Regions from separate parts of the Homo sapiens genome. Here region 1 is linked to region 2. Evidence: chromatin loops called from intact Hi-C (ENCODE). Cell type or tissue: B cell. All regions are shown on one strand. Each heading gives the region's core, and the rest is flanking DNA. Links, peaks and the distances in the headings are about the cores only. Region 1 has its middle 59 kb from the start of LINC00938. Region 2 has its middle 150 kb from the start of LINC00938.

What was found. Hi-C counts contacts between places; a loop is a spot of excess contacts. Peaks named below come from ENCODE experiments on the same cell type or tissue, not always from the same donor. Only the 100,000 strongest peaks of a DNase experiment are listed, where the experiment ranks them.
Region 1: it touches region 2 in a loop (2.7-fold over the local background); 2 of 110 quality-filtered maps call a loop at or near these places.

The regions. Positions count from the first base shown.
Region 1 is chr12:45,662,802-45,674,643 of GRCh38, forward strand. No RefSeq gene overlaps it. Among named protein-coding and RNA genes, the nearest start is that of LINC00938, 59 kb to the right of the region's middle. In B cell, for the core only: no CTCF peak of the experiment used is centred there; DNase peaks (open chromatin) are centred at 6,450 and 7,770; H3K4me3 peaks cover 817 bases; H3K27ac peaks cover 1,535 bases.
Region 2 is chr12:45,571,931-45,583,772 of GRCh38, forward strand. No RefSeq gene overlaps it. Among named protein-coding and RNA genes, the nearest start is that of LINC00938, 150 kb to the right of the region's middle. In B cell, for the core only: no CTCF peak of the experiment used is centred there; DNase peaks (open chromatin) are centred at 3,751, 4,281 and 5,441; H3K4me3 peaks cover 735 bases; H3K27ac peaks cover 1,188 bases.

The sequences.
Region 1 (11,842 bases), core at 2,560-10,559, 92 kb after region 2:
TATACATATGTGTGTATATGTGTGTATATAATATATCCCCCATAGTAATATATAGGATATATTCACATATATTATCTTAACTGGTTATCTCAGGATGGTGGAATTACAGATAATTTTTACCTTCTTTCTTGTACTTTTATATATTATAAATTATATTAATGAACAAACATTTCTTTATATTCAGAAAGTCTAATTTTAAAAACTAAAAGAAATTAAATACAAAATCAATAAAAATTAAGCTAAAATAATTAAAAACCCAATAAAAATTTTTAAGAATGAAGAATTTTTAAGTAACAGAGTTAAAGTACATTAAAATATATAAGATATGAGTAGAAACCACAGCTAAAGAGTTAAAGCATTAAAGTAAGCAAAAAAAGTAGAAATACAAATCATAAATTTAATAGTAAAATTTTATAAGAGCATAAAACAGAATTTAAATTCTTAAAGTCTAGAAACAAGGACTCATGGTGAAGTAAAGCAAGCTTAAAACAGAAAGATAAAAGATTTAATAGGTAGAAGGAAAATGAAAAAGAAATAGAAAAAAATCAAATAGCAAACACTTAGCAGCAAGAAAAAGTTACATAAAGCCAGGATGCTGAACTAGTCGACAGAGTATGTCTTCAGTAAAATAAGTAAAGATAAAGGGAAAGAATAGAGTCCTAAAGTAAAGAAATCCTATTGTAGACCAACTAATAGCCTCAGTTCTTAGTAGTTTCCTACCTTTCTGGGAAAATCCCCTCTGATCCTATTGTACTCTTTATTGACTCAAACCTCAGGGAAAGGAGCCACAAGACACGCTTCTTCTTTCTTCTTTTGGCCACAGCTGTGTTTTTACCAGTTCTGTGAAAGAGGGACTTGGCCCTAAAGAAAGTAGTCTCCATCTCTCAGAAGCCTCAGCCAGCTATGAACATTTAGTTCCTGGAAACAGCTGGCCTCTTATGTGCTAGAGACAAAGGAACATGCTTCCTCCGGAACAACCATTTACAACTTTGTTTTATTTCATTCACTGATTTACCAAACACACAATCTACAAAGGTTCCCTATATCATGTTCCCTTTTATAATATTCTGTTCTTGCCCTTCATAGGCTTTTCATAGTTTGCAATAATTTATTTACGTGCTTACTCTTTTAACATCTCTTTATCTTAGTAGATTATAAGCTTCGCGAGAGCAGAGATCACATTATTTTGCTCATCATTAGAGAATACAGTGTTGGCTCTTAGTGGGCACTCAACAAGTATTGATGGAATGGATAGATGAAAGGATAGATGTGTAGATTTGAGCATGGATAGGTTATACCATCCATAGCATATATACCATAGCATATACCAAGCCCTGTGCTAGCGGTATTATTTATCTTTGTAACCCGGCACCTCCCATAACACATGGTGTATAGTGTGGCTCTATAGATTTGTTGGCTATATCCTAGGCACCAGGGATGTAAAGATGAGTAGAGTGCTTTTTGGTCTTCCAGAAAACAAGTTTTAGGGAGAGAACTACATAAACTAAGAATTAGAGCAATGTGAGGTATATGGCATGTTACAAACACAAACAGGGCACTATGGAAGCACAGAAAAGAGTGTGCTTAACTGCATTCGGAGCTCAAAGAAGCCTCCTAAAGGAAGCTACATTTGAATTGAATCTTAAAGTAAGCCCAGAAGCTTTCTGAATGAAGAACAGAGGAAAAGCATTCCAGAACATAATATATAAAGACAGAGAGGATCGTTGGAAGGATCATGACTCCTCTAACATGGCTGAAAACACAAGATGCTGTAGAGGAGTGACAGATAAGGCTGGAATGAAGGCCAGACTGAACTAAAACATTTTAGCTTTTTCTTGTAAATGATGACAAGACTTGGGATGACAAATGTGAGAGAGAAAGACATGGTCAGATTTGCACTTTAGAAAGGGCACTTTAGCCAAAGTATAGCTAAGAAGTTGGAAGGGCGAGAAAATATAGGCATCAGTTAGAATTCATGTGAGAAATGATGAGGGCTTGAATGTGGCAGTGGCAGTAAAAATAGAGAAGAGATAAATTCAGGGGCTACTAAAAAGGTAGAATAGACAGAAAAAGACAGTTACCACCCGGATGTGGAGACTTGGTGGAAAGGGGTTGCCATGGTGACTCACAGTTTCCCAGTTTGAGCACCTAGGTGAACTATGGTGCCATTAACCAAAAATTGGGAAGGGAAAGAAGAGGAGAATGTTTGAGGATATGTTGCCTTTAGGTACCCCAATCTAAAAGAAAGGATACAATAATTGAAAAAGTAAGTCTGCAACTCATGATAGGAGTCAGAGAATGGGATGAGATTTGGCAATGATCATTTCATGGATGATAGTAGCAGGTGCCCAGGAAATAGAGAAGAGAATGAGGAGAAGGAGGCTGAATGTGGAGCCCTGTGGAAGATGTACTATTCATTTCAGTATCAAATTATAGCTTATTTGGTGTAGATTGCTTCCACTGGCTTAATTTTAATAACTTATTCACTCTGGTTAGAGAATTCCATAATTTAATTTTAGTTAAGTGTATGTATGCAGTGTTGACACTTGCTGTTTATAATAACTCAAGGCTAATATTTTAATCTTTTTAAACGTTTTAATTATTTATATAATGAAAACGTAAACAACATGCTGCACAAGTCATTTTATACCTTTGTCTTAATTAAAAAATAAACATATAGACACAGACAAATTTTGAAGTGACTTCCTCCATGCCTCCTCCTTCCTCTGCTTGCCTACTGTTTCTATTACTGAAATATTATTACAACTGCACCCTGCTTTTGCGAGAAAGTCACCTGAAAAATTGTCATTACCAAGTTCTTAAAGAGCTGCCAGAACAAAAATCCAAAAAAAAAAAAAAAAACAGAGCAAGTTAATGGTTATTAGCATATTCATAAACTGAGACATAAGGTCAAACTCTTTATTTTCATTCCAAAAAGTCATCTACTTATGTCACTGACCCTGCCTTTTTTTTCTACTATAGCCAATAATAGATTAATGGTTGTGTGATTTGAACAAATTCTCAGAAGCATTTATACTTAAAAAAAATATGAATATCCAGAAGAAAGGGGTTTTTTTTTTTTTAATAGTTAAAAGTATTTGTTAAGTTAAGATACTGCAAGGGTTTAGGCAGCTCAGTAAATAACTTCAGGAGAACAATCTGTTGTCCTTTAACAGGCTCTTAATCTCAAGGGTAAAATCTCTTTCCATTCATTGATATTTGCAATAAAAATTGTGACGGCTTCATGCTGAAGTAATTTCCTTGCTAATGTAATGGCATTAAGATATTCAAATTATCATTGTCTTTTGTACTGGGTGTTTTCAAAGAAGTGTGAAGATAGGGAGAATTTCCTTAGCATATTATTCATCATGTGGCACAAATCACCTCCCTGCTAGCTTGGAGAAAAATTGTATGAGAAAATTCAAGATGCATGAAAAAAATTATCTTGGACATTGAAAATTAAAACAACATGGGCACAAAAACCAGAAGACAGATGTTTTGTTTATACCACATAGCACCTCCAAAGTTGGCCTGATATTTAGGCAAAGAAGTGGCCACTTAAATGATGTGAGTCAATTTTATCTGCCTGATTGGAAAAAGGGATGATGATGATATTGGTGGGCTGGGGAGGAATGGAAAACACTGGTGGGATATCCACCCCAGCTGGTGTCCAGGCTGTTGACACCATCAAGAGAAGGAATTCAAGGATGAGTCAGAAAATAGTGAAAATATGGAGATTTATTACAAAGTGAAAAATCCACACTTAAGAAAGGGGAGTGTGGGCGTACTCAAGAAAGCGTCACACAAGGGAGTTTGGGGCTTCTCCCTTTAGGGCTTCTTTAACCAAGGGGTGGTATATTTATGAAGATTCCTGGAAAAAGTTGAAGATTTCTTGGAACTATGGTGCCATCCATTTTTACACCAAACAGGGGGTTTCCAGAACTGTCATGGCACTGACGGGTTTGTGATTTGTATGTTAATGAGCATATAATGAGGTCCTAGGAGAAACCTAGGTCAAATCCAGCACCATGTAGGGTCTAGTCGGTCATAGCCAGCTTGGCCCACACCCTGGTTTTTCAGGGTCTTATCAGCCCCTAGCTTACGCAGGTATTTCAACAGTTTCCTTTTGCTGCTCATGTGAAACTACTGCCTGGAATTTTCTATTCTCCTGTGACCACCCTGTATTATTCCTATCTCAATGAGAATGAGACAGTGCTTTTTTCTACTGTGTCATTTCTTGAATCCTGGCCTACCCTGAGATGAGTAAGCAGGGATGAGTGGAAGTTTTTTTCTCCCCTCCTCTGGTAAAGCCTAGATCCTAAAATGTTACTTTGTGAATTATAAATATAAACACCTCCTCCCCTGTCCTTTTATGCTATTGTCTTCAATAAAACAGATTTTTTTCTCTTAGAAAAATATCAAGACAGTTATTTTTTAAAATGACTTTGACTCCCAGACACATTCCCCAGTCACTTCAAGTGTGTTTTGTCTCTGCTGTTTGCATACATGTTTCCCTACTTCTCTCACCACATCCCAGCATCCAGAAGCTCCCCAGTCCCAACACTCATTCTCATTGTTCAGGGCCAACCTGAATGTCTCACCTCCGTGCAGCCATCCCTTATCCCCTGTCCCAATCCCCTCACCCCAAATCAATCAATTAATCTATATGAAGTGCTCTGAACATTGTCTGGAATATAAAATATATTATATGAGTATTGGCTGCCATTAACATCATTGTGTGTGTTTCTAAAGTACTTTCCACAAACCTTTGCTGTGCATGACTTTCATCTTGTCACTTAGCTTCTTTCCTCACTTATTTACTCAAAATTCACCTTAGTGAGGTCTTCCCGACCAAAATTTCAAAACCCTCCTTTAAATCTCCTTTTCTGATTTTTAAAATCTTTAGCATTTCTCACTATGCACATTTTTCTGCATTATCTTGTTTATTGAATGTCTCTGTCATCAGAATGAAAGCTCCATGGGGGCAGTAAATAGTTATGCAATGAATGAATGAATGTGCTTGCATATATTTTTACCTACTAAGACTCTATATCGTCAGAGAACCTAATATACCATATGGCACTCAGTAGACCAGCTGAGTAAGAGGAAGATCTAGAATCCTAAGGCCATTCCAAAGAATGGCACATTTGAAAGGGTGCCTCAGCGTGAAACACTCAACTGGCTACATAATGAAGGCATTGAGTGTTAGAAGGAGAGGAAAAAATCCCTAACATGGACATAATAACTTATGTCCTTTTCTAGACTACAGTGCCTAAGGACATCTCTGGGTCCTAGGCACATTGTTTATATTTAGTAAAAATTTATAAAGATTACTGATACATAGTATTTGGCAAAGAAAGATAAAAACTGACATATAAACTATTTGCTTATGAAGGATAAATTTAAGGTTAGATAAAAAAAAAAAACCTCATGTTGCTATATTGTATGACGGGTATGGTTTGCAAAAAGCATAATCCAGGGCCATTTTCCGCATTATATTAAATGGTGTTTCTATACTGAAATCAACTCCAAACTTATACCATAAAATATTGTGAAAATGTCATAGGTAGTTAGTGCAAGGTAGTTTTTAAATAGGGAGTCATTACTTTCGAATATCCATGGAACTTAACATTTTCTTACTTAATTTTTATCAAAAGATTTCAGGGAGTTTGGAACGTCTCACAAAATAGCTACTGAACAGGAATATGGAGAGAAGCAAAGTTTGTTAACTGGAATAAAATAAACCTACTTGGAACTTGGAACTCAAAATTCAAGCTCACTTACAAGGTGTCTGCCATGCCCTGCTCACAGAGTATACATTCCTGGTCAAGAATGTTAAGTCCTAAATAATCCTATCTTGGATGACACAGGAACTGATGAAAAAAGATAACCCAATGGCTTTATCACACCAAATATTCTATCACACAGATCAGAAAGAAGTTTTGACTCTAATCCCACTTAGTGGCTGTGTGAACTCAAGTAAGTAACTTAACCCCACTGATCTTCCATTGCCTTGTTTCAAAATGAGAATAGCATATTAGCACTGCCTTACCCAGTTGTTGTGAGGAGCTAATAAAATACTGTGTGTTAAAACGTGTGGTAAACCCTGAAGTGCTATACAAATGTGATGTATTATTTTTGTTCTTTAAAGGTCTTTTGACACCTAATCTTTGCCTCCATAAATGACCTCTTTGTTTTCAAGCTTGCTTTTGTCTGATCTTACACTGGCTCAAATTTTAATCTCTTACCTAGTGAAGTTATTTCTTTAGACCTTGCCTCTGCCCAGCTCTTTCTTGGACTACTAGAACCTAATTACTTCTGTGGCTTCTGTTTGACTCAGCATTCAATAGTATGGTTACTCTGAGCCTGCCATGTAAGAACTGTGAATGTAAACTAAGGGCTTATCCCCCTGTCTACTGTAATCCATCTAAGTAATATGCAATATTTGAGTGTAGATGACAAGATGGCATGAAATTTCACTTCTCTTTCAGAGAACGAAACCAATTCCTTATCTTTAAGAAGGTTTACTTGAAAGGACTTTCAGTTTCTCTTCATAAAATAATGTAGAAACCATTATTCTTTCTGTTTGCCTCTCACCTCAGCACTGGGCTGAATGTATTTATAAACTAAAACTAGAAAGAATTCTTGGTTTGCAAAAGATTTTAACAGAAAACCAGAGCTGATGGCTAATACTAGCAGGAGCAGGGTCTGTGTACTGGTTTCCACTTCATTAAATAATAGCAGCATCCAGCAGATACAGCACCTACTAAGTGCCTGAGTTTTTACATGTATTAATTCATTTACTCTTCACAACTATTATTAGCTCCATCTTGCTGTTGAGGAAAATAATTGACATAAGGTCAAACAGCTAGTAAGTGGAAGAGCTGGGATTCAAACTCAGGCCATTTGATTCTAGAATAAGGTCATATTCTTAACTCTATGTTATATTGCTAATAATAATGATTATTATGATACTGATAACAAAAAAAATGTATTATTTCTTGTTGCATAACAAATTGCCCCGAAATTTAGTGGCTTAAAAGAACAAAATCACAGTTTCTGTGAGTCAGGAATTTGGACACAATTTAGCTAGGTACTCTGCTTCAGAGTCTTTCACAAGCTGCAATCAATGTGTCCTGTGGGGCTGTAGTCATTCCAAGGCTCGACTGGGAAAGGATCCACTTCCATGCTCACTCACATGGTTATTGTTAGAATTCAGTTCCTTGCAGCCTGTTGGACAGAAACCATCCCTAATTCTGTGCCAGGTGGGCCTCTCAAACATGGTAGTTTGCAAAGTGTGAAAGCTGGGAAAGATATAGAGTCCAGCAAAATACAAGCCACTGTCTACTGTTAATAGACATTAGTATTTCCACCACTTTTGTCATACTCTTTTTATTAAGAGCAAGTAACTAAGCCCACACTCAACTGGAGGGGATTACACAAGGATATGAATACCAGGAAGTTGGGATCATTGGCAGTCACATCAGAAGCTGCCCACCTTCATAATAATTAACATTCTATAAATATAATAAGAAAATAACATTTATTGAGAGCTTACTATGTGCCTGGCAATAGTCCAAGCATTTCACGTATATTAATTCACATAATCCTCACAACAAACCTGATACATGAATTAGTAAGGGGAAGTGCCATGATTACACTTAGAGGTGGAGAAATTAATACCACTTTTCTGTATTCCAACAGATAAAGCCTTTCTTAGAATGCTTCAAAATGATTGCCACAAACTGAATCTACCCCAACCACATCCTCTTTCATAACCACTTGTCTTATTCACAGAACAGGCTTTTTCTAGCTGGTGGCAAATAGTAATTTCCCAAAGTAACCCCCTTCTGGCTCTACTAGTCCTGGGGGTAGGGAAGAAGAAGTAGTCTTTAAAAAAAAAAAATCACTATTTTTCATAAATTTTTTTTTTTTTTTTTTTTGGTCACCGAGGCTGGAGTGCAGTAGTGCAATTGCAGCTCACTGCAGCCACGACCTCCCAGGCTCAAGCAATCCTCCCAGCTCAACTTCCCAAGTAGCTGGGACCACAGGCATGTGCCACCATGCCCAGATGATTTTTTATTTTTTTGTAGAGACAGGGTGTCACTATGTTACCCAGGCTGGTCACAAACACCTGGGCTCAAGCAATCAATCCTCCTGCCTCAGCCTCCCAAAGTGACGTGAGTACAGGTGTGAGCCACTGCACTCGGCCAAACATTATACTTTTTATAAATGAATATATCATTACTGTAATTCCAATTTTAAATAGAAACTGCTAATAAGAATCATCTTTTCTGTTTGAAAGGCTACCAAGGATACAAAATATCCAAATCAATTCCAGTTTTGATTTAATTCTAGTTTTTTTACATCGTGCTTCTCTTCAAAAAGTTGTTGAGATGGCTGGCTCCCAGTTGGTCAACTATAAAGAAGGATAAGAGAGAATAAGCACATCCCCCTGAAAGATTCTAGGCTCTATGGAATTGGATGGAGGTGGGTACTGGCGCATTGATCAGACTGTCTCTCCAGTCTTACCCTCCAAATTAGAGGCCCAGAGAAAACATGGAATCACTTAGCACAGGAGAGGCTGGAAGTCCTCTTCCCTATTTTTAATAGGGACTAAAGGAGTTGCTTATTATGAGAGCTGTGTGGAAGACATCCCAGATTCCTAGGCTGCTGGGTGTGTGTCTATTTTCAACCCTCTTACATTTGCAATGACACATCCTTTAAATATCTAGAAGCCAGTTCCTGGTCAAGTTAAAAATATAAACAAATGAATATCGATTCAAAGTTCTAAATAAAATACGAACAAATGAAATTCAATAATTTATTATTAAAAGAATAATTTACCAAAAGGGTTAATTCAATCATACAGAAAGGATTATTTAATAACACATTAATAAGATTCATCACACTAAGAGGTCAAAAAAGTAATATCATCTTAATAGAAGGCAAAAAGCACTTGCTAGAATTTGGCAACTATTCATAATTAAAGAAATAAATGTCTCAGTAAACTGAAGATAGAAGAAGTCCACTTTGTCATGACAAGTAATATTTATATGGACTAACATATTTAACAATGAAACACTAGAAGAATTCCCAATGGTCAGAATTAAGACAAGGATGTTACTGATTTATTGCATTTTTTAAACACAAAAATGGAAACAATCTAAATGTTCTGCAGTTAACTAAGTTAAAATACAGTCGTAATATGGAATACTTGATAGCCACTATAATCATATGGTACATGAGTATATATAGGCATATTTGAGACCTATACACAAACAATATATAGGTATATATATAGTGTATATAGATAATATATGTTTGCAGATATGAAATATATGTGAATGTAATTGTGCATTGAAAAAGTTCTGAAAAGAAATACAAGCTGCAAACAGGGCTTCCTTTAGAAGAATGGTTTTGGTAGAATTAACAGACTAGAATGGAAAGATCTTTTGTACAAGTACTCTGTGTTGTTCAAATCTTTTTGGAACAAGGAAATATTAGATATGCAGTATTTATTTAATTATTTATTTGGGACGGAGTCTCCCTCTATCACCCAGGCTGGAGTGCAGTGGTGTGATCTCTGCTCACTGCAACCTCCGCCTCCCAGGCTCAGGCGATTCTCCTGCCTCAGCCTCCCAAGTAGCTGGGATTGCAGGTACCCACCACCATGCCCAGCTAATTTTTGTATTTTTAGTAGAGATGGGGTTTCACCATGTTGGCCAGGCTTGTTTTGAACTCCTGACCTCAAATGATCCACCTGCCTTGGCCTTCCAAAATGCTGGGATTACAGGCGTGAGCCACTGTACCTGCCTATGTATACAGTACTCAGACCAACTCTAAAAAAACTAGTCAAAGAATACTGACAGTGAAGAAATAATGGTATTACCAATAAAAAAACAAGTTCAAGGCCAGGTGTGGTGGCTCATGCCTGTAATCCCAGCACTTTGGGAGGCCAAGGTAGGTGGATCACGAGGTCAGGAGTTCAAGACCAGCCTGGCCAATATGGTGAAACCCTGTGTCAACTAAAAATACAAAAACTAGCCAGGCATGGTGGCTCGTGCCTGTAGTGCCAGTTACTCGGGAGGCTGAGGCCAAAGAATCGCTTGAACCCAGGAACCAGAGGTTTCAGTGAGCCAAGATCGTGCCACTGCACTCCAGCCTAGGCAACAAAGCGACTCTGTTTCAAAAAAAAAAAGTTTTATAATACAATATGTATTAATACATCAAAAATTACCTAAAGGATGCATCACCAATTTTTTTTTTCTTTTTAGAGACAAGGTCTCACTCTGTGGCCCAAGTTGAAGTGTAGTGGCATGATCATAGTTTACTGTAGCCTCAAACTCCTGGGCTCAAGTGATCCTCCCACTTTAGCCTCCTGAATAGCTGGCATTACAGGCATGCACCACCACACATGGCCAATTTTTAAATTTTTTGTAGAGATAGGGTCTCACTATGTTGCCCAGGCTGGTCTTGAACTCCTGGCCTCAAGCAATCCTCCTGCCTTGGTCTGCCAAAGTACTGAGATTTCAGGTATGAGCCACATGCCTGGCCATACCTCCAAATTTTGACTTTGGTTGTTACACTTATATAATAGACTGATTTTTTGATAACTTTTTAAATGTTGCTTCATATGTTTTCCAAGTTCTCTGTTAATCACATATTTCTTTTGCAGCTAGGGGAAAGATTAGCAAAGAAAACTGTGGTGATATTTAAATTACAGATCACACTAAACAATGATTAAAGAGTTTACAGAAAAATGTGTTTGTCTTAACCTGGTTTCTAAAAGGGTAACGATGCCTTCTAACTCTGCCTCAATCTTATAAAGCTATTGGGAAAGCTAAATGCTTCCATTTTCTTGCTCAGCCAGCTTCCTTTTCTGGACTTGCTTAATTTGGGCATTTCTCTGAGCTTCAAAATCTTGGAGTCGTTCTTCATTCCTTTCTCTGTTTTCTGTATGGAGTCACTCACTGACATCTCTCACTAATCCTTCCTCCATCTCTCATACAGCTCTTTTCCATTCTAATTCCATATCCCTCCTGGTTTATGCTTGATCAGTTCACATCTGAACCATGGAGACATCTCACTGAGTCTTCGTGCCTGCCAAGACTGTCCCTCTATTTACACATCTCCCATCTTCACCTCACATCCTTCAGGTGATACCTCTTTAGAATATTCAACCACTCTCTTCCTTGTTGCTCTCACCTGCTATGTTCCCAATTCCATGCCTATGCTCTTGACACTGCTCCTTGCAAAAATATCCAAGTTCTACTCCTCTTTCCCACTTAACCCCACCTCCACATGTTATGGTCTCTTCTTCATCCCTTTGTATATCCAATCATTCTTTCAGTACATATTTCAAAACTATGTACTGTATACCAGATACTGGACTAGGCACAGGGAATACTGTGCTTAACTTGGGCACAGGCCTTCTTTATTATTTTCCAAATTAGTGATGGACCACAATCAAAGGATTATGAAACTCAAGTTCAGAACATTATCTGCCTTAACAATAATTTATCACATCCTCCAATGACCACAGAAATCCTTTAAGAGCTCCTCATCTCTCTGCTTCCCTCTGACTTAGTCTCAAGAAATCTTTCTTGTATTCAACAGTTAATATGTGCCTGTGTACAAGGCTTTATGCTAGATGCTAGAAATTGAGAGGTGAATAAAATCTGCTTCTTACAGAGAGCTCCAAGATTAACAAGGATGGAAGACAGGAAAAGATATACAATAGTGAGTAAAAGGTACTCTGATAGAAATGTACAGATTCGACTGGAGAATTCTACTTGGGAAGAGCAAGGAATGCTTCACAGATGAGGTCATGCTTGAGCTG
Region 2 (11,842 bases), core at 1,308-9,307:
ACATCAGAAAATAGAAATATAGAAATAAACAAGACAGAAGCTTCACCCTCAAATATTTCACAGTCTTGTCTGGCCACAGACATAGAAACAAATTACTTACTTCCTGGTAAGTGCTTTTAATAGAGAAGTGTATGCAGAGCAGAGGTGATCAAATATATTCTCTAATTAGAATGATAAACTGTTCAAAATGATGGCTGGAGTCAGTCATAGATAAGCCTAAGTTCCAGGACTGAGAGGTAGCTAATTTCAAATGCCCATTCTGGAGTGGAAAAAAGTTTACTAGGTTCCATCTCACTGAAAGTCTGCCTCACTTACACTCCAGGTCCACCCACAGCTTAAGGAAATTTTTGCTTATTAACACCTGCAGCCTGCAGAACCAGAAAAGTCACATAGGTGTGGTTTTCCAAACTGAACTTAGGAGCCATTCATTTGCTCCAGTAAATTATTTATCAGATGTACACAGTGTTGTACTGCATCTTTACAAACAACCGGGTTTGAGTCTATATTGGCATTCACTTATTTGACTAATTTTTACAGAGCACCTTCAAGGGTCTGATTGATTCCTGATTATTTGCCAGGTGTGAAACCAAGGACCAATAATTGCTAATGTCAAGGTGAATGTCAAGGAGCTTAAGTTAGATGACAAATAATTTCAAAACAATGTGATAATCTCTAAGCAGGTAATTATGACACCATATATATCAGGAGCTACAGAGTGTTACTGAGTCACTGTGGAGGAGACACTAAATTTGCTTTGAGTGGAGTTTGGGAGAAATTCAGAAAGGGGATATTGCCATTGAATCGTCAAGACCAACTAGGAGACTCCCAGATACAGAAAAGCAAAGCCTTCCACAAATACTTAGTAAAATTTAACCAAGCATATTCTAGGTAGGCAACACTTTTAATAAATTCTTAATCCTCTTCTTTGGGCATTGACTGACCCTAAAGGTAGCCATGGAAGCAAATTCTCCAGCACTGTTTGGAAGCTGCTTTGGAATGTTGTGTGGCTCCAAAATAATTGGGAACAAGTGAGATATCTGAAATATATGGTGAATCCCTGTGTTAACTGACTAAACATGTAAAAAGTGAAATTACAGCTAACAGCACAGCAGCAGGTCAAGTCTGACCTCCCTTCAAACACCATTCATGTTTCACTAGTAGCGAAAGATCAGCCTCCCCAAGAGTGTCCTTGGATCCACCAAAGCAACAAATATTCACTTGCTGGCTGCTCTGTGCAAATTACTCTGCTAGGCTTCAGAAGCCTGGAGCTTAATAAAAATGAAGGAAAGTTGTCAAATGACAAAAGTACTTCTAGAGGGCAGGAACTAGGCCTCCCATATGGTCTTTATAGGACCAATTAAAAACATTATTAAGTTTCCAATTATGTTTCCCACCTTAGAAACTCATTTATTTATTCTACTATACAGCTTATTCCTGAATTTGTGCTCTGTAAGCCTTTCTTGTTGTTTCAAGAAAAGCCCATTGGGCTGAAATCAAATGGTAAATGCCCTTCATGTGGCATAATTATGTTTTACTACTATTCTCTAACCATCCTCTGGTTTAGAAATTTCAGGAGTTAAGCAGAATCTGGGGAGCATTAGGTCCTCAGACACCCATTACTGTTATTTACCATTTTGTTTTCACTAAAATTTCCATTAACTTTTTCTCCATCAGCATTAGATTATAAATTGCAGTCAGTTATCTATTGACTAGAAAGAAATCTTACTTGTAATGAATTAAGTAAATAAATAATTTTGCCCTCACTTTCATCCTATTGGTTGAGAGCCACTTTTTCAACATTATACAAACAGTAACTTTTCACTAAAGGCTAGTAAAAGAAACTTTTCTAAAAGTAAAACTTTACAAAAAGTTTAGATATTTTAGGTTTCCAAATACATAGATCAAGTCCAATAGTACAGTCAACTCTCAATCATTTATATCTACACACAGGTCTAGGCACACCAATTGAGAGGGCAGCCAAATTAGATAACACTTAAAAGATTTGTTCAAAGTTCCATTTGAGATAAATATATGTGGAAGTTATAGAAGCATTATTTGCATAACATATATCAAAAGTTGAACAGCACAGTAGAGGCTATTTCAACTCCAGTAACTTCTTCTATTAACAAAGAAGATATATTTCAACTATTTGACATTGTCCTCATGTTAACTGAAATGTGGGCTAGTTGCTCACCACACAACAGTACACTTCAATTCACAAGAATGGAGTCTTATGCAAAAAAAGTGAATTTATTCCAAAGCTAGCTTAGGGGAAGGGGCATAAAGTATCCTGCCTTTACATGTGCCGCTTCACCTTTGGAGCAGAAAGTGGGCATTTTTATAAGATAAGGAAGGAAATGAGCAAGGGCAGGGGTCCCCCTGCTACCAGGCAGTCGTTTACTAGGCAGTTGAGTTGGTGCCTTCCTGGGCAGAAGTATGTTGTAAAAGTGGCTAAGTTGTCCAGGTGCAGTGGCTCATGCCCGTAATCCTAGTAGTTTGGGAGGCTGAGGCGGGCAGATCACCTGAGCTCAGGAGTTCGAGACCAGACTGGGCAACACAATGAAACCCCGTCTCTACTAAAAATACAAAAATTAGCCGGACGTGGTGGTGGGTGCCTGTAATCCCAGCTACTTGGAAGGCTGACGCACGAGTATCGCTTGAGCCCAGAAGGCGGAGGTTGCAGTGAGCTAAGATCGCACCACTGCACTCCAACCAGCACGACACAGTGAAACTCTATCTCAAACAACGACAACAACAACAAAAAGTGGCTAAGTGGGCATGCTTTCAAGATGCTCTCCTAGTGGATTTGAGTTTCCAAGCAACCCCTGGAGGGTGAAAGTTCCTGGAGGGTTTGCTTTGGTCTGCAAAGCCACTGTCAATTCTGGAGGCAAGATCTGTCTTGGAGCACCTAGTTAGAAGAACTTAGGCTGTAGGGAATGTCTGGTGAGGGGAGGTGAAAGGTTATATTTGCAGTTCTGAAGGCTTAAGTAGGAAATAGGGAGTCAGGGAAACAAGAGAGAGAGAGATTTGAAAAATAATAATTAAACCACCTCTAGAAAAATGGGAGTACTCAGTTACACTCAGAGACCTTATTCCCAGAGGTAAAAGTATTAGAAGTCTTAGGGAGGTAGTCCAGAACATGCTTTCTCTGTGGCAGAATACTTCCTCTTACCCTGCGCTTTAGACAAGGTAAGAGAGCACACCCGGGCCCTTTTGGTCTTTTTGAGGGGGTACACATGCTTAGGAAAAAATTACTTAAATTGTGACACTAATACAAATTAAAAGCTAATATTTATTGAGCTATCATGTTCTAAGAACTTTTCATGTATTATCATATTTAATCCTGACAATAGCCCTCTAACACAGATAATATTATTTTCGTTTTACAGGTGAGATAACTAAGATTCAAAGAACTTAAGTAACTTGTCAAAGAACCCACAAATAGGATATGTCAAACCTAAAACTTAAACACAGGTACTCCTAACTCATAAGCCCAAGTTCCCAATTCTATTCTAATCATAGGGACTGACATTTTTATAGAGTAGATATTACTTATCTCCAAGTAATGCCCCTATTCTCCTAGAGGCTGAGGGTTCTCAGTAAGGCTCAGAGCTCTTTCTGCATCATCTACAAGAGATGTTAATCTGTCACAGTGCCACTTCCTCTTCTTGGCTAGCAGTGTCCAGTGCTGAGGTTTTGGAGGACACAATAAATAAAATCCCCCTTTTAACTCAAGTTTGGAACCAATTTAGAATCAGACTCAGGAATTGGTCAAGATTGAGATGTCAGTTTTGCTACCCATAGAACTGCAATGGTAATGATCCAGACTCAAATGGGCTTGCTTAAGCACTTTTTACCCTATTTCCCTTCCAACTCCCAGCCCCAGATGTCGGGACTCAAGCTTGTGGGAAGGTTTGGGAGTCTAGGGCAGATGTACTTTAAGTAGGGTTGCAGCCTTGCTCTGCTCCAGGGCAAAGAGGAAAAAGAAACCCAATCTCCAATGCTCGCAGCCTTTTAATAGATGAATTCTCTCTACTTGTGAACCATGGCCTATGGCTATTCTCTGCCTAATGTCCTCCACCAGGTAGCATCCTTAGTCTGAACAAGGATAGGTGAGCCAGAGGCAAGCTGTGTTGCTCTAGTGGAGTCGACTCCGATGAGAAGAGGAAAAATGGCAGAAATGAGTTCCTACATCATAGGAACTTCCTTACACCCCTGAGAATGTGATCCGAGCAGAGACTTGAACCAAAGGGGACTAGCAATTATGTTCTGAGAAAAAGGAAGTTACTATGTATGAGCGGAGGAGCAGACAGTTCAGCCTGCCCAGAACTACTGAGACAAAGAAAGCGCTTCCTCTCCACAAACAAGCGTGTGTCAGGCTACAGTATGTTGATTTTTGCTTTCAATGAATCTAACTCTGTATAGAGAAATGAAGGGTATGACTTTTTAAAGAAAAATGTGATGAAACAGTGTTTGGGGATTTTATTGTGATTCCCCCTCCTACTGACCCACTTCATTTCCTAGTACTCCTTTTGCTATTTTTCTCACAGCATTTATCCCCTTGGGGATGAGAAGATTCAGCCAAAATCCAAGGCTTTTGATTTTCAGATGCTTTGTTTTTTAAATTGTATAAACCTAAACCCAGTAAACTCAGGGCAGAGGACAAAAGATGTGGAGAATACATAATAATGTAAAAGTCAGGCTGGGGGTGAGGGGGCTGTTTGGAGGCAACAATGGAGAGGGGTGTTATAGGGAAGTCAGGACAATTCTATTCCAAACAAAGAGGCCTTGAGCTGTGGGCCTGGAGGTGCTTTACCTTCTTCTACTTGCCCAGATACAGGAGGGAGGAGTTGAGGCACATGGCCATGACATGAGCACGAGACAGGCTCTGAGACTCCATGAATGAGGGCCCTGTGTACCCCTTTCCCAGGTGGAACTCAGGATTTTTCTATGGCAGCCTGAAAGGAGAGCAGAAGAAACATCTGCGGAAGTTGTCTAAACAGGGGTGCCCAAGACAGACGGAGAATGCGTCTCAGATGCCCAAGAGCAGTGCAGATGTGGTTTGAGAGCTGCAGCAGAGAGTGCATCCATGGGAATAAGGACTTCAGCCTGGATGCCCGCATGGATGGCTGACAATGCCAAAACCAAGAAACTCAACAGCAGCCAACACAGCAACGCCCCAAAGGCCACCCAGGTCAAGGGGCTGAATGGTCTGAGATTACACTTTAGTTGGGTTATAGAAAAATGCTGAGTAGTCTATTTCCTGAGTGAATTCACTGAAAATCATACTGCAGAAGTACTAACAGTGGAATATGTGTTAGGTGTCAAATAATCAGGCAGTATATTCAGCAAATACCAGAGAGGTGTAGATCAAGAAAGCACAGAACCCACCTCTCCTACACACACACACACACACACACACACACACACACACACACACACACACTCACTTCCAGGGGCATTTTGATTTACATAATATTCATTTCACTTCTTCATTTAAACAAACCCACACAATAGAGACCTTACTGCATCTCTTTCTGAGCACAATCCTATCCTTCAGCATCCTTGAATTGCTTGGCCCTTTAAATTACAGAGGTTTATTCCAATGTCCCCTTGTGCCTCCACAGGTTGTCTTTCATGTCAAATTTTTTTTCATGGTAATAAGAAAACAACTCTAGATGTGTTTAACACAGCAGCCAAGGTGTACCCACGGGGTATAATTAGCACTTAATATGTTAGAAAGAAAAGGTAAGGTATAATACAGTACTGCTTGAAACGAAAACGGAAAAAGGTACCAGGGAAAAAATTGCTTCAAAATTGCCTTTCTTCTTGAGGTACTCAGAAGTGATACTTACTGTGATTCTGTTAATTATGGAATAAAACAGGGGGTTACTTAACATATGCCATGCATCTCCTCTTTCATTGAGGGAGTAAAATAGGCTGCCGGTGGATTGTTAATGTCATTTACAGGGACTGGCACCACTGAGAATTTCAAAACTCCAATCAGGTGCAAGGTAATGTTGACAACTGATACTATTAACAGCACTTAACTTTTAAAAAAATAAATAAATAAATGTGGGTGTGTATGTGGAGAGGTATTATAGACTTCTGGGCTTTGGTTCAGTTTCTCCCACTCCTTCTGCAAGAGTGGTTGGATAACTGGCTCTTTGCCTTTATAATAAAGGATTCCAAACTCTCTCTGTTGTTGTTTTGTTTTGTCTTGTTTCCCCTCTTAGAATTATGGTTTCTAAAGGCCCCATGACTCATATTCAGAGTGTTTCTAATTTTGCCTGGTGGGTGGCACCTTTCTCTCACTTGTACCCTGTTCTTGGATTTAAGTAATCATTTCCAAAGACTACACTGTTTGAAAACTTAATTATCTATTAGATATAAGAATCCTTTGTTGCCCAGGAGTTTAAAAATGCCACCAAAACGCATATGTCACGGGTCATCTTGAATTCAAAGCCTCAGGTATTTTTTAAAGCTCACACACATTTCATCAATTTTATCGAGTCCAAAGCATTGGAGGATATAGAGTGAATTTCAGGATAAAAATGATCTTATTTGATTGAAATTACTTATTAATTTGTTGCAGCTGGGTAAAGGAGAGGACATTTTCTTTGCATCTTAAGTAATACAGTGAAAAGCATTAAACAGGATGGATTAGGACTTAATTCTCTAAATATTAAAAGACATGCCATTTGGGTTTAAGTCCTTCAAAGCTGGAGATGGTTCCAGTGATAGAAGCCAGATTTGTGCCTTGGTTTTTAAGATGTCTCCAAAGTTGAAGGTGGAATTACAGAGGGCCTAGATAAAGGTTACAGAACAAGACTGGATAAACCTAAGATTCCATTCAGATGGTCTTGAACTAAAAAATGAAGGTTTAAGTAACTTTAATGATGATGATACCACAATATCACAAGAAAAATAACACATCATCAACTGGTTCTGAGGTTAATTGCATTCTATATTAGTCACATTACACATTCTAGCACTTAGACAAGCTGTATGATGTACTGAACCAGAAAACAGTAAAACTAAATGAAAACATGTTGTGGAGAAATAAATGAAAAAATAATAGATGCCCACACACTAGGTCCCACCCATAATATTAATAGAGTGTATCATTTCTGGATGATTTTAAGAACAATCTGTCAATGTTTTTGGTTGTTATTTCAATTCCTACTGCCAGATATTTTGACTATAAAAATTAAGCTAAATTGGAAATAATACTGTCCAGTCTTAACTTTCTATGATAATAGTGACCTAAATTATACTTGAGATTAATATAAAAAAATGACATTTGAAAATCATCCAAGAAATTTCCAGGAAATCACCAAAATAACTAAGATACCACTGGGAGCACAGTGATTTAGACCTGTAGTCCCAGCTACTTGGGAGGCTGAGATGGGAGCATTGCTTACACCCAGGAGTTTGAGGCTACAGTGAGGTATGACTGTGCCACTGCACTCCAGCCCAGACAACAGAGCAAGACCTCATGTCTTGAAAAAAAATACCATTTTTATTGATTCTAAGATGCATTTTGCCCAACATTTAAAAATCTCTGAAATTGGGGTGTGTCTGACAATGGTATCTCACAATTATAACTGATGGTATGTTTTCTTAGTAATACATAAAATAATAATACATCTGAAAATTGACGGTGTCTTACATTCTGCATAATATGGTAGTTTTGGTCATGGGTATTCTTACAGGCAAAGTAAGAGAATAAAAAATATTCCATTACTCTCTCAGAGTTGATTGTATTCACCTAAGTTTGTATTCACAGGGTACAAGTAATAGGTTATCCAGAGTTGCTTAAGTTTCTAGAGCTGTGCTGTCCACTACAGTAGCCACTACCCATATGTAACCATTTACATTTAAGTGGATTACTATTAAATAAAATGAAATATCAGCTTCTTAGTGGTACCAGGCAAATTTCAAGTGCTCAATAACCATAGGTGGCTATTGGCTATCATATTGAACAATGTGGATTTATAGGACATCTTCATCATCAAAGAAAGTTCCACTGGGCAATGCCAGTATGGACTGCTGACTTTATATCACAAATTCTTTAGACTTGAACAGTAGTACGTGGAGCAAAGTCCCAGGCATTTTAGTATCTATCTCAGGGGCAGCAGTTTGGTGTAGTTAATTCAAGCATGGGCTTTGAAATCAGACAGACGTAGGTTTGAATCTTGAATGTCAAACTTAGTGTGGTTATCATCAGGTTTCTTGACTTCTCTAAGACTCAGTTTTTCATTCGTAAGATGAAAGATAATTGTGGTAACTACTTCATAGAGCTATTTAAAGAAGACAAAGGGTTAACCACAAAGCATAATAAGCATTCAATTAATGCTAGCTTTCATGATAAGTCTTTTAGAATTTTGGTGACTAAGGTGTGGCCAAGTTGAGCATGATGGTGTGATAAGTGCTAAAGTATAATAAAAAATAAGGTGGTCCAGGAACAAAGAGAAGGGAATTTCTCTTTCTCAGTCAACCAGGAGAGGCAGGGAAGATTTATCAGACGAGGTGATACTTAAACTGCATCTCAAAGGATGCCCAGATGTTCATTGGGCTGAAAAGGCTAAGGTTGGGATGTTTTTGCTGGAGAAAGAGCATGTATAATGTTACAAAAGCTTGAGAGAACTCCTGGCACTAAGATAAATGGATCTCATTTGGGAACAAGGTAAAGAATAGAGATTATTAGGAGCTGAGGCTGTGAATGTTTGTTGAAGCCAAATTGTAAGCCTGAGTGCCCTGCCAAAGACATTATCAAGATTTGAGGTAGGAACCCCATTGCAATAGTCTGGGTGAACACTGAGCAAAACACTAATGAGGAAGTGAAGAATTGTCTGCACTCACCACTTCCAATATGTCTTCTCCCATTTGCTCTTGAACCCACTCTATCAACCACCAAAGCCGCTCTTAACAGGATTACTAGTGACCTTCATATTGCTATGCCTTGTGAACCATGTCTGTCTTCACCTTTCTTGACCTGATAGCATCATCTCACACAGCTGATCACTCTTTTCCCTTGGAACATTTTCTTCACTTGGCTTCCAGGAGATCACACTTTCTCCTACTTCATTGGATATTCCTTCTAAGTCTCCTTTGTTTATTTCTCCTCATTTCCACAACACTGAACACTGGAAGTCCCAGGGCTCAATCCTTTGGGCCTCTGGTCTTTCTTATGACTCCAAAGAGTTCAGTATCATGGCTTTATGTACACACTACATACTGATCACATTAAAAGGTTCAGCCCACTTCTCTAGCCTGAACTCCATATTTGTCTACCCAACAGCCCACTCATCATGTTCACTTGGATCTCTAAAGGGCTTGCTCACTTAACGTGTTCAAACCAAAATTCTTGATCTCCTCCCCCTGCAGTCACCCTCATTTGAGTCATCTAGACTCCTTGGAGTCATCCATTTCTTCTCTCTCTCTCACATCCCACATTCAATCTATCAGTCAATATCCTGTTGACTTTACCATCACAGTAAGCTCAGAATAACTCCACTTCTCACCATCTTACCTGCTACCATCTTGTTTGAGCATCCACCATTTCTCCCAAGTCTCCCAACTGCCTTCTCTGCTTCCACCTAATTCTCCATAGTGCCCCACCTCCCACCCCCATCTATTCTCAAAACAACAGAGACATTCTGTTTCACGCGTGAGTTAGATCAGGTCACTCCATTCAATTCTCCAGCACCTTTCCATCTTCAAGTAAAAACAAGAGACATTAAAAGTGCCTACGTGTCCCTATGTAATATTCCCTGTCCCCTCTCCTCACCTCCTTCTCCCTTTGCTCACTCCACTACAGCAACACTGGCCCTCTTTCCACTTCTTGAACGTGATAAGTATGCTTCTGCCTCAGGCCCTTCATACCTGCTGTTCTCACTGCCAAACATGCTTCTCCTCCAGTTCCCAGTTTCTACGTGGCTCATCTACTCGTCTCTCCCAGTTGTTAGTCAAATGTCACTTTCTCACCGGAGCCTTCCCCGACCTCCTATTTAAAATCGGACACTGCACCCAACACACTCCCTATCCCTTTACTTACTCATTTTTTTCCCAATGGTTCCCATCATTATTTAAAATTTGATATATATTAATCTATTTGGTCTATTATCTGTCTCCTCTCACTAGAATTTAAACTCCACGAGGTCAGGGATTTTTGTCTGCTTTTGTGCACTGCTGTATTTCCACGAGCTTCATGTACCTGGCCCATCAGTACTCAATAAACCTTTGTCAAGAAAATTAATGCACACGTTTGCTTATTTGAGGGGGCTGAGGAAGATGGAGAAGGTGAGAAGTCATTCACATATTTATAACATTTAGTGCACATCTCCCATATGCCACATACTGTGCTAGATGCTAAAGATCCAAGTGACTTAGGCAGTTGGGTATGTAGTGATGCCAGCAACCAAGACAGAGAAACTGGCAAAGGAACAGGAATGCTGAGAACACTTGTTGAGTTCCGATGCCTATGGGACATCCAGGTGTAGATTCCAATCATAAGCTGGAACCAATTCCAAAATCCACGTTGATCCACCATGCAGGAGCCAGACTGAAAGGGGAGGTTAGAGGGCCTCCCTGGAGCACTGAGCCACAGTGCACACCTGGGCAGTAATTCCATCCTCTGCACTGTCTTCAACTACAAAGAATAAAGTAAACATTCATAATACTTGCTTCTTAGAATTAATTGACCTCATATGTGTAGAGCCCTCAGCTTCCCAGATGAAAGGTGTTACAGAACTACAAAGTTAATCTTGCTGACTCAGTGGGAAGGCTGGTGCCCGGAATTATCATGGCCCTGACTGGAGGCATCTGGGTATCCATCTTGATGTTCCTCTCCAAGAGTTGACCCAGACTCTGCCTAATCTCCCAGTGAGATCTAAAATACTCTCAGAAAGGAAACCAAGCATGCTTAATAAAGAATAAGAATTTGATATAACTATGAACCTCTGGGGGAGAAAAATTACTTCAAATACATTAGTCAAGAAAGAAAGTTCTTTTATACAAAAAAAAAAAAAAAAAAGATTTGGATGATTTCCAGCAATGCAAGACTTCAAAAAAGGAGTAAGAGAGAGGGCAAGGATGTCTGTTTTCTCCCAATTCCAGTGGGCATTGTGGTGAAGGAGGTGAATAGTTTGCACAGAGGACTAAGGATAGCTTGTTAACAGATGGCTTACCTACTCAAAGAAAGAATTATCTTTGAGGAGCAAATATAAAAGAAGCAAATGTGTTGACTCACTCATACTGACAAAGAAAGAATGTGACTTTAAGGATATGTTTCTCAGACCTTAAAGGCTATTTGCAGCAGGGAAGCTTATCGCGGAGGGGTGGGGTTGCACTGAGGGTGGGTGTAGGGGAAGAGAAGGTGTCTAAATTCTGGAACCTTTTATTAAAGCTTGTTTTCCTTGTCTGAATCTTTTGGTTCCTGTATCTGTGACAGTATTCATAACTCAGCCCCAGTGTGCCAACAAACCCCATATGTTTCAGTTCTCTCCTTATCTTTTAAGCCAAGATAAGGTTGAAATGAGTGTATTGCAAGAGATTTGTGACAGAATACGCACACAAACACACACGGTGGCGGAGGGTGCGGACCGTGTCTTACTCATCTTTGTTTCCTTCACTGCAAATAACTCAAGACTTACACAAAGAAAACACTCAATAAATTTCTCAATTAAATGTGCATATTCTTAAGACAAAAAAAGAAGAGCGTCCTCTGTGGAGAAGGTCTTTCTTTATAGATTGAGGGAAGTAGCTGTGGGTCAGATAACAGGAGTCAGTGAGCAGAAAAACCAACTCTGGCCATATTCAGAAAGAACACTTTCTGTCC